Linked DNA regions of Mus musculus: region 1 is linked to region 2. A link is a contact called in ENCODE Hi-C or POLR2A ChIA-PET data. All regions are on one chromosome and are shown on one strand. The core of a region is the stretch at or near the end of the contact, and the rest is flanking DNA. Distances in the headings are between cores, read along the strand shown.

Region 1 (5,116 bases), core at 2,196-4,695, 400 kb after region 2:
TATTTTAAAAGTGGATCTTCATATCGTGGCAAGTACTCTGCACCTGAGCCAGCTCCCCCAGCCCAGTGAGGAAGTCTGTATCCCATTTCTCTAATGTCTCAGACAGTCCTCCCAGGGACAAGGGATCATGGTGTAAAATGATTGATCCTGTCAACCCATCTCATGGCAGGTTAAAACAAACAACAACAAAACCCAACTTGACATCACAGGTCCGGTTTCAGGGGCTGGCAGGAAAATCTAAGAATTCTTTGCTCCATGCATCAAAGGCAACACAGTCCTTTCCAGAAGGCTTGAGTAGAATCCTTGTATTTTGGCTTCTGTCTTTTTCCTATTGCCTTATAAAGCAGATTCCAGCATTTGTGACTGGAGGTTCTGAGTGACAGAGAGGAAAAAAGAAAAGTTAGAGAAACATTTGTTTTCAAAAGTCATCAAAGCACTGAGAAGTTTACCCACAACTTTTACTGTGGAGACCGGGTTCTGTCATGTCTAACCTGAGTTCCCCTTGGCCTCTCTATCCTCTTATATCAAGCACGTTCCTGAGTGTGGGTTACAGGAGTGTGTCTGTATGTCCAGGTCCAGGCTGGCCTCAAACTCACAACTCTCTCCCCCCAACCTCTTGAATTTCCTCTTTCACACCCCCAGCCCCCAGAATTACAGACTGTACTGCCAGATCTGGTTCTGCACAATTTTTTAAGCTATGAATACATCATTGAAAAACTATTTGTAACATTACAAAGTAGACAAGCAGTGGTGGCACACGCCTTTGATCCCGGCACTCAGGAGGCAAAAGCAGGCAGATCTCTGTGAGTTCCAGGCCAGCCTGGTCTACAAGGGTGAGTTCCAGAACAGGACCACCAGAGAAATCCTTTCTTGAACTGCCCTCCCCTGTAAAAAGAAATAGACAAAGGAGAATAGAACATAGTGTCCACAGCAAGAATGTTTTGTTTTGTTTTTCCAGACTGAGCCTCACTGTATGGTCTGGCTATCCTAGAACTCACTATATACACTAGACTGGCCTCTAACTTACAGAAATCCATCTGCCCTTGCCTCCTTCTGGATGCTGGTATTAAAGGTATGCACCATCACTCCTGGCTGAAACTGTCTATAATAGAGATAGGTGTGTCCAATCTGTGGCCTACACACTGAATGCAGGGTCTTACGTAACCTAAGGTGGCTTCGAACTTGTGTAACTGAGGATGACTTTAAACTTACACTCCTTCTGCCTTCACCTCCCCAGAAATAGCATTAGAGGCTTGTGCCACCATGCTAGGTTTCACACGGTGCCTGAGATGGAACCCACGGTCTACCCAGTGACCTACAGCCCCAGTGGAGAGTTTGCAATTTCTATCGACTCTTATGTCCCCTTGAACAAGAAACTCAGCTGGTACCTATTAGTCAATATGTATTTAATGAATGAATATGTATTCATAAATACAAAGTGCTTTTTGGCCAGTCCTATAACCCCAGCACTCATGAAGCCCACTCAAGAGGTACCAGCCTGGGGTACATCATGAGAAATTACATCTCTCACCAAAAAAAAAGTTTGCAGAATACATATTAAATGAGGATGCTTCCATCACAGATGAGGTGGTCAGCGAAGATTTTGTCCTGGATAACTTAACTCACTTACATCCCAACCCTTCTCTTTGTGTGATATAACCAAAGGCAACAGAACACAAGATGAAATGGATGACGGAACCGAGAATCAAAGTTAGTCAGAACAGAAACTTTTAGAGAAGACCACGAAGTCCTTCATTTACATGGGGGAAAGAAAGAAAATTCAAGGTATTTAATTACAGCAGGGTGGAGAACTGCTTGATGAAGCAGTAGCTTTCTCTGGATGCCAGATGACCTCCGTAATGTAACCAGTCTTTCAGGACTCCCCACACCTGCTCACTCTGCTCCCAACATTGCAAAGGCCTTGGATACAATACATTCAGAAAGGTAGTTGTTTTCTTTCTTTTCTTTTTTTTTTTTTTCTAAAAGGAAAAAGAAATGAGAAGCTGGGGTAGGAAGCAAAGCAAACAGGAGAGGGGAGCTTTGAGGCTAATGCTTAGAGATCAGACATTTTTTTCCTCAAAGGGAACCTGTTTTTCAGAGGCGTCAAGAATAGTTCTCGGAGGACCTGGGGGGCACTCAGACAAAGCAGCACCCCCATCCCCTCCAGGAACCTTCTCAGTGCTATGTTTAGCAGCAGCTCCTCTCAAGCCAAGCCTGCCCATTATCAAAACAGCCTTTTTATCCTCAGGGATAAAACACTAGTCACTGCTCCCCACAGGGAGGACGTTAAAGCTGTGCACAGAGATGGCAGGAGTAGGGGCATGCGGTCAGCAGAACCTGACTCACAGGGGGACATACTGTGACCCCTGCAGTGGAACATGCTGGGACTGTTGGGACAGGGCCCAGTGGTGTGTCTGCCAGGAAGACACAGGTGTCCCTGTCTAGGTACCTGCTGGGTGGTCAAGGGTTACTGCTGAGTTCCCGCCAGGACATGCAAAGGCTCGGCACAGTCCAGCAGTTCTCCTGCACCGACCCAAGACAGCCTTCATATTCTGTCAAAAGTGCTCGAAAATTCCAGTTCCTGTGTTAGGTGTGCCTGCCATCCCAACCAAAGTTAGGCTGAGACAGGAGGTTCAAAAGCCCAAGGCCAGCCTGGTATAATTTGGTGGGACTTTAATTTTGTTTGCTCATTTGTTTTGTTTTGTTTTAGAAAAGGTCTAGCTATGTAGCCCTGCCTGTCCCGGAACTCATGTAAACAAGGCTGACCTCTGACTCAGAGAGACCTGCCTCTGTTTCCTTAGGGCGGTGAATAAAGTCATGGGCCACTATGCCTAGCTGAGATCATATTTTGGAAAGAAATTCTTAAAAAGAAAATAGCTAGGGCTGGAGAGATGGCTCAGCGGTTAAGAGCACTGACTGCTCTTCCAGAGGTCCTGAGTTCAAATCCCCCCAACCATATGGTGGCTCACAACCATCTGTAATGGGATTTGATGCCCTCTTCTGGTGTGTCTGGAGACAGCGACATTGGACTCACATAAAATAAATAAAACAAATCTTTTTTTTTTTTTAAAGAAGAAAAAGAAAATAGCTTTTTAAATCTACGCACATACAAGAAATCAGAATTACACTCAGCGGATCACAACAAGCAAACACACCCACAAGAATCAAATCAAGGCCACGAAAATGGGACGGGGTTGGGAGAACGAAGGACTCGTACATAGGCAGTAAATTGTCAAGTAATAATAAAAGTGCGAAGGAAGAGAGAGCAGAGGACGAGGGAGGGAGAAAGACAAACGTTAAGAGAAAAAGAAAAGAGAAAGAAAACCTACGACGGTACGAAAACACAATCGGCTCGCAGAACCAGAGGCCAAAGACAATAATTTCCGGCCTCCCGCTACTTTTTCCGTCGGAAGTCGCCTCCGTCGCGGGCACTGATGACGCCATGGACGCGCCGGAAGTCTTGGGGAGCGCTCCGCTGGGGTCCGCCGGCAGCGGCGGACGGTTGGCCCGGTTTGGGGTAAGGCGGCTCCGGAAGGCTCTGTGACACCCCGGCTGGGCGGCGGCCGTCGGGACCCCGTGTTTGAGTGAGAGCACAGTCCTCTCCGAGCCCCCTGCATCCCGCTCGCTGTGTCCCCTCCTCTTCCAGTCGTTGTCCGGGCTCCGGACGTAGTTGCCGTCTCCCAGCCTGCTTCCGAGCCTCCCTTGTCTCCTCTGAGCCTGATGCGTCCGGGATCTGGTTGTGGGATGGGCTCCATTCACCACTGCCCTTCCCTGGTTCCCCGCAGCTGCAGATTCTGTGACCTCAAGCATGCAAGGGCCTTGAATAATGTACCCGGAAAGTGTCCAGCAAAGGGAAACGACTGGGGCCCTACCCCATGTGGACAACCTCACCATGCGTCTGGACCCCGGTGTGGGCGCCTCAGTGATAGGCGTAGTGACAGTGACAGTGACAGCTAGAGGGATGATAGACCCCCAAACTAGTGGACTTTGAAGTTTTCTTCCCAGGTCAGCAGCGGTACAGCATCCTCTACTTCTGAATGCCTTTCACAGTGCACTCTGCCATGGAGACTTATTCAGCAGTATGTAAGTGTTGCGTTTGATTGTCTCCGCAGCCGGTTCCAGCCTCCTGGAACAACCATGTCGCCAGTTTTGCGCGTGCCAAATTCACGGCGCTGCCCAAGCGGAGCTGCTATCTGAATTCTCCTTGGATGTGGCAAAGGGAAATGAACGCAAAAGGTGCCGCTGGAAGTGTCCGACCTAGAGAAATATGTAGACCGGAGCCCTGTTACCTTGTGAGAATGGCATTTTTTTGTTTGTTTCCTTTTTGTTAATAGTTTCTGTTTTGATTCTCTGCGTTGGAATTTTGGTCCAGAATCCTGCCTCGTAAAGCCAATGTCAGTGTTCCCAGTTTCTTAACACGGGCTTTTTATATTTCATCATTCTGGTCTGGAGGGTGATGGGTGACATCATGACCACTGACCTGTTAAATATGCCCAAGTTTGGGTGTGGGACCCTGACTACCTCTAGGAGTTGCTCATTCTGATGAGGTCGGCGCAGGTTCTTTTGCAGGACTTTATCAGTATCCATGTGAATATTTAAAGATGTAAAAGGGTGTATTGCTGGGTGTGGTGGTGCACTTCTGGAATCCCAACCCTTTGAAAGCTGAGACAGGAGAATTCTGAGTTCCAAACTAGCCTGGCCTGCATAGTCAGATCCTGTCTCAAAAAACAAGGGGTTGGTGGGCTGGGAGCTCGCTCGGTGAGTGAGGGTGCTTGCTGTGCAAGCACAAAGTCCTGAGCTTGGATCCCCAGCACCAACGTGAGTGTGCTTTAATGCATGTCAGCCTCGCCACAAAACGTTGAGCTCCAGGTCCGAGCTACAGATCCCAGAGGCTCTCAGTCTTCCTAATGCTGTGACCTCTTAATACAGTTCTTCATGTTGTGGGGACCCTCGGCCATAAAGTTACTTTCCTTGCTACTTCACACGTGTGATTTTGCTTCTGTTACAAATCCTAATGTAAAGGTCTATCTATGCTTCTGGTTTGGCAGTGCAGATCTACAGTCCAGCATGGGGGAGGGGGACAGTAGGCTCTGTTGGGCTTGCTGGCCAGTCAGTC
Region 2 (4,752 bases), core at 1,853-4,352:
TGCACATCTGCTGCAGCATGCTTGTGGCGGAGATCACAGGACAACTGGAGGAGATTAGTTCTCTCCTTCTTCTAAGTTGGTCCCAGAAATCTAACTCAGGCCCTGAGGCTTTCAGCAAGCGCCTTTTCAAACTACTTAGCCATTTCACTGATCTGTCCACCGATCCTCCAGTAAAGTTCTGCCAAGCAGTAAGAACTGAGATAGATGGCCATAACTCATATGCAGCTGTGGTGACATGGACTTGCTTGCCTAGGTCTGAGGTGGTAAAGCCTTTATCGCCAATGAGTCTAGCCTTCTTGGCATGTTCCAGGCCAGTGAAAGTCACTGTCTCAAAAACAAAACAACACAATACAAAACAAAACAAAACAGGATCTAGTGATGCCTGAAGTTCTCCTCTGGCATGCATACACACACACACACACACACACACACACACACACCCTACAGATGGTGTACATGTTTGTACACCCCAGTTATCTCAGTTCTCCTGAGACTGGTGCAGGAGGATCTGTGGTTCAAAGTCAGGTACACAGCTAGTTTTAGGCCAGCCAGGACTATATGATACCCTTTCTCAAAAAAGCCTGCTGTCAGAGAAGGAATGATCCGGCCATGGCATACCTCTATTGCTTAGAGTGGTGGCTATGGTAAGAATTGCAAGGGGGCAATTCTCTTACCTCTGAGATGTCTGCACGATCTTCTAGAATGCACTCTGTGCTTTGGGAGAGCTACTTTCCAAGGCCACAGCAGACGACCTGAAGTGCTCTCGGCGGGAACAGTGTTTCAGGCATAGTTGCAGTGGTCTTCTGTAGATGCTGTCTTGCCCTTCCACTTCCAGGGAGTAGAGAGGGGACATAGCACAGGACATGTGGATCTCAGGGGTTTGATGGATGCCATCTAACCAAGCTCTCAGTTCAGTGTGACACACGAAGATGCCAAATGTTAACCTCTGTTCTACACACACACATACACACACACACACACACACACACACAGAGGAAATATGAGAGCTATTAACAGTTGACTTCCTAATGAGCATGCACACCTGCAAGTGTGTCCATACACATACTACACAAATATGGTAGCAGTTGAAAAAAAAAACCACTTGATGTTGACCTGTTTTTGACATACACACACTCAGACATATCACACACACGCACACACACACACAAAATGCTTTTATAGTCAAATTGTTAAGGTGACCTGAATTAAAGAACATCAAACTTTGTGTAAAATCAAAGCAGAAGTGAGGGCCATTTGAGAATGTTTTGTCCACTGGGGCCAAATTCTCTTTCTTCCCTCATTTAAATCTGTAAGCCCAGCACTTGCAGATTGAGGCAGAGGTTGTAGAGTTTAAAGCCATTATACAGAATAAGACCCTGCCTCTAAAAACAAACACCAAACCCCATTCTTAATAAATCCCAACAGGGGCGGGGTAAACTTCTGGGACCTCAAAGGGAAGTGTTCTGAAATACCATAACGTTTAGCTAGATAACTAGTCCCTCAGTTCCTCAGCATTTGAATTTAATTACCTGGAAAAGGCAAAGTACTGAGCAGGTAGTTCTAGTCGCACAAATTGGTCATTTTCCTTGAGATGGGGTCTCAGTCTATAGTCTTGGCTGACCTGGATTACAGACAGGATTTTACTCTGTAGTCCAGGCTGGCTTGAACTCATGGCAATCCTTCTGCCTAAGCTGCTGAATTCTAGGATCACAGACATGGGTTATTTTACCTTTTGCAAATCTCTTAATAATGGTCTACAGTGGTGAAATTCCATAACCATTTTTTGTAAAGAAAAAAGTTGTGGTGTTAATTTTGACAGGAGATGCTGAAATGTGAGCAACTAGGATTCTCTTTCTCCTTTTTAATTCCTCAAAGTACTTGAGTTTTTTGCTCCAAATACTCAATAGACATTTTATAGCCAACCTATAGGGACTGTAATGAAGTTGGTAGCATGAGTAGGTATAGGCTCCTGACCTCTTTATAATGTTAAAAGCTTAACATAGCATGCTGTGGCTGGAATAAATGAAAGGAAAAAGGAAATATGGAGTTGGGTGTTTTGTTTTGAGACTGGGAGTCCTTCTGTAGCACAGGGTGTCTTCAAACTTGTGATTCTCCTGTCTCAGACTCACCTGTACTGGGAATCATTAAAATGGGACTTTTAATGCCCAAGCTAAAGAGCTTAGCTTCTTCTTCTGATCTGTGTTTTAAAATAAAACAAAAAACTGTGTCCACAAGAGTATAGTGAAACCAGAGTGGAGTGCTGGAGGAGTCAGTTAGACTAGGCTTAGTGAGAGAGAAGGCAAGTGGGTGGTGGGCAGGACCACAGCTCTTTAGGTCAGTAGGGTGTAGTGAACTGGTGGTCTAGGGGGTGAAAGGTTTTGATCAGCAGTGAATGCTCTTCAGGGGTGTGTACTAAATGGGTACCACAGGCAGGCGCTGGAGGGGAGAGAATACAAGGATGAACTACTTTGTCCAGCCTCAGGATCCAGGAAGTAACAAGAAGCATGACTGTAGGACTGGGGCGCAGTTGCCTCAATCTGGAGAGCTAAGACTTGAAGTGAGACGTTGAGGGGGGTGCATGGTCTGCTCTTTAGCCTGGCAGGGCTACGTAAGGTAGAGACAGCGGAGGCCCCATCGCGGTGAGGGCCCGTGGATCGCAGAGCCCAGTGGCCTCGCCACCGTAGTCCGCAGGGCCACGCGTAGGAGAGGCATGAGTCTCCCGGGATGGGAGCTCAGGTGTACTGGCTTTAGGGCCCCAACCCGGGCCACTCCGGGAACTCTGAACGGAAGCGGCCCCTCCCCGCCCTGCTGCCGGACACCCAGCCAATCAGTGCATCCCGCCAATCAGGGCGTCGGACCAATCAGTGTGCTTTCTCCGGCGGAGCCCGGCGCTTAGCTGACGCGTGAGGCCAGCCCGCGCCCCGCCGCCCTTGGGCGACGGCCCCTCCCGCGTTTGCCCGGCCCGTTAGCTGCGCGCCGCGCCTCTTGCGCGACGGCCCCTGGGCGGCGGAGGCCGTGGCGGCGGCGCGTGCGGGCGCGGCCCTGGTGCGCCCCCTGGCGGCCCGGCCGGCAAGCTGCGGGTGCGGCGCTGACCCGGAGGCGGCGGCGGCGGTGCCCGGATGGAGGCACGTCATTGTCCCCCGCCGGGCGGCTGGGCTGTGTGCGGCGGCGGCGGCGGCGGCGGCCGAGGGGGATGGAGCGAGTGCCGAGCCGGGTCAGGTAAGCTCCCGCCTCCTTCCCGCCCGCTGCAGGCCGGCGTGGGGCCGGGCCGCGTGTCCCTGGTTCGCGGCCTCAGCCGCCCCGCCGCCTTCAGCCGGCCGCGGCCCGCCGGGACTAGCGCGGCCCCTCGCCCGCCGCCCCCTCTACAGCCGCCGGGCGGCCCGGGGACCCCACGGCTGCGGGACTGGCGCTGCCGCCGCCCGGCCGGGCCAGGCCCGCAGAGCAGGAGGCGGTGGCCACGGCGGGCGGGCTCGCAGCGAAGGCAGCGCCGGGGTTGCACGGAAGGGCCGGACCCCCCTGGTTGCCATGGCCACAGCGCTCCCACCCCCACCGGCCCCAGCCCGCCCCCTCGGTCCGCTGCTCGGGCGGCCGGCAGCTACCGGGCCGCCCGGCGCGTTTGGAGCTGCCGGGGTGGGCGTGTGCACGCCGGGACAGTGTAGCCGGCGTAGCCGGCGTCCGGGGCCCGCCCGCCGCCCCCCCGCGTGGCTGCCACCTCCGGCTCCAGGGCGCCCCTCGGAGCTCCGGGCTGGCCTCCCCGCCCCCACCCCACCCCGACAAACTTTCCCACCCGGGCGCAGTCCACTAGGCTCCTCAGCAGAACACCCGAGTTGCCCACGCCGTAGCGGAGCGGACACCCGCAAGAGAGGCGGACAGCCGGGGGTGTTGGGGTGGGGGGGAGGAGCCCCGTAGCTCTTTCCCCTCCGAAAAAGCGAGTGTGCCTTCCTCCCCCAGGCTCTTTATCTTTTGGGGCACAGAGAACCAACTTACCTGGAGGAAAGGGCGGGTGGGAGGGATCAGATTCAGATGTTTGAAATGAAAATTTGACGGGACCAAAGTTTTACAATCTAGGACTTTAACCTCCCTAGAATACAGTTGAGATTACTTTTGTTGAATAGCTCTTTTATATCTGAAGGCCTTAGGACTTGCTTGTTTGTGGTTCTTTCAAGTAAATACACTCAAGTAACAAAAAGTGTCGGGGAAACTAGTTAACGCCCCTTTTACAAAGTAACAACCGGATCCAGGTTCGCACAGCTGTTTATGGAGGAGAACTTTTCTTCAAAGCATGCATTTTAAACGTTCTGCTTTTACCATGTCACTCATTCAGATGCTTAGGTCTGTGAATAATGAGTTACACTTATTTGTTTTTACTCAGGGACAGTTTCACTTTCTTTTCTGTAATCATTGATTCAAGACTACAGTAAGTACTTGGTTTGCAGAGTTTTACGGCTAATCATTCTGTTTACCAAAATACAATTAAAAACCAAGTGGTGTCTTTTTTTAAAGTTTCTTAAAACTGAAATGTTACCAGAACTTGTATAATACTGTTTATGAAGAGTTCGCATAACAGGTTTTTTTTAATGCGTTGACCTTATTTCTTCAGTGTATGTGGGGGGACACAATGTGTACATAGTGATATTCTTTCTTAAAATGAGAAAGATAAATGTAGCCTGGCATTTACTTATCGTAAAAGAGACCTAAGCAAGTAATTAGTCTTGCACATTTATTCAGCTTTGGTCCCTGGTCAGGTTTCAA

Evidence for each region. Hi-C counts contacts between places; a loop is a spot of excess contacts on that map. ChIA-PET counts read pairs that join two places held with the same protein, here RNA polymerase II (POLR2A).
Region 1: a map of left cerebral cortex shows a loop between it and region 2 (2.4-fold over the local background). The contact joins the promoter of Zdhhc4 here to the promoter of Usp42 in region 2. A Hi-C loop is called at or near these places in 1 of 37 maps with a recorded cell type or tissue (left cerebral cortex). POLR2A ChIA-PET finds 5 or more read pairs at or near these places in 1 of 5 experiments (embryonic stem cell).

The regions. Positions count from the first base shown.
Region 1 is chr5:143,327,567-143,332,682 of GRCm38, reverse strand. Zdhhc4 (zinc finger, DHHC domain containing 4) reads left to right here and starts at 3,445. Exons shown (of 8, transcript NM_028379.5): 1 at 3,445-3,517; 2 at 4,113-4,292. It overlaps 0610040B10Rik (RIKEN cDNA 0610040B10 gene), which reads right to left and starts at 3,375. Exons shown (of 2, transcript NR_027874.1): 1 at 3,330-3,375; 2 at 1-372.
Region 2 is chr5:143,730,630-143,735,381 of GRCm38, reverse strand. Usp42 (ubiquitin specific peptidase 42) reads left to right here and starts at 3,102. Exons shown (of 18, transcript NM_029749.2): 1 at 3,102-3,219. Gm38737 (a long non-coding RNA gene) reads right to left here and starts at 2,927. Exons shown (of 3, transcript XR_868672.3): 1 at 1,530-2,927; 2 at 675-828; 3 at 1-324.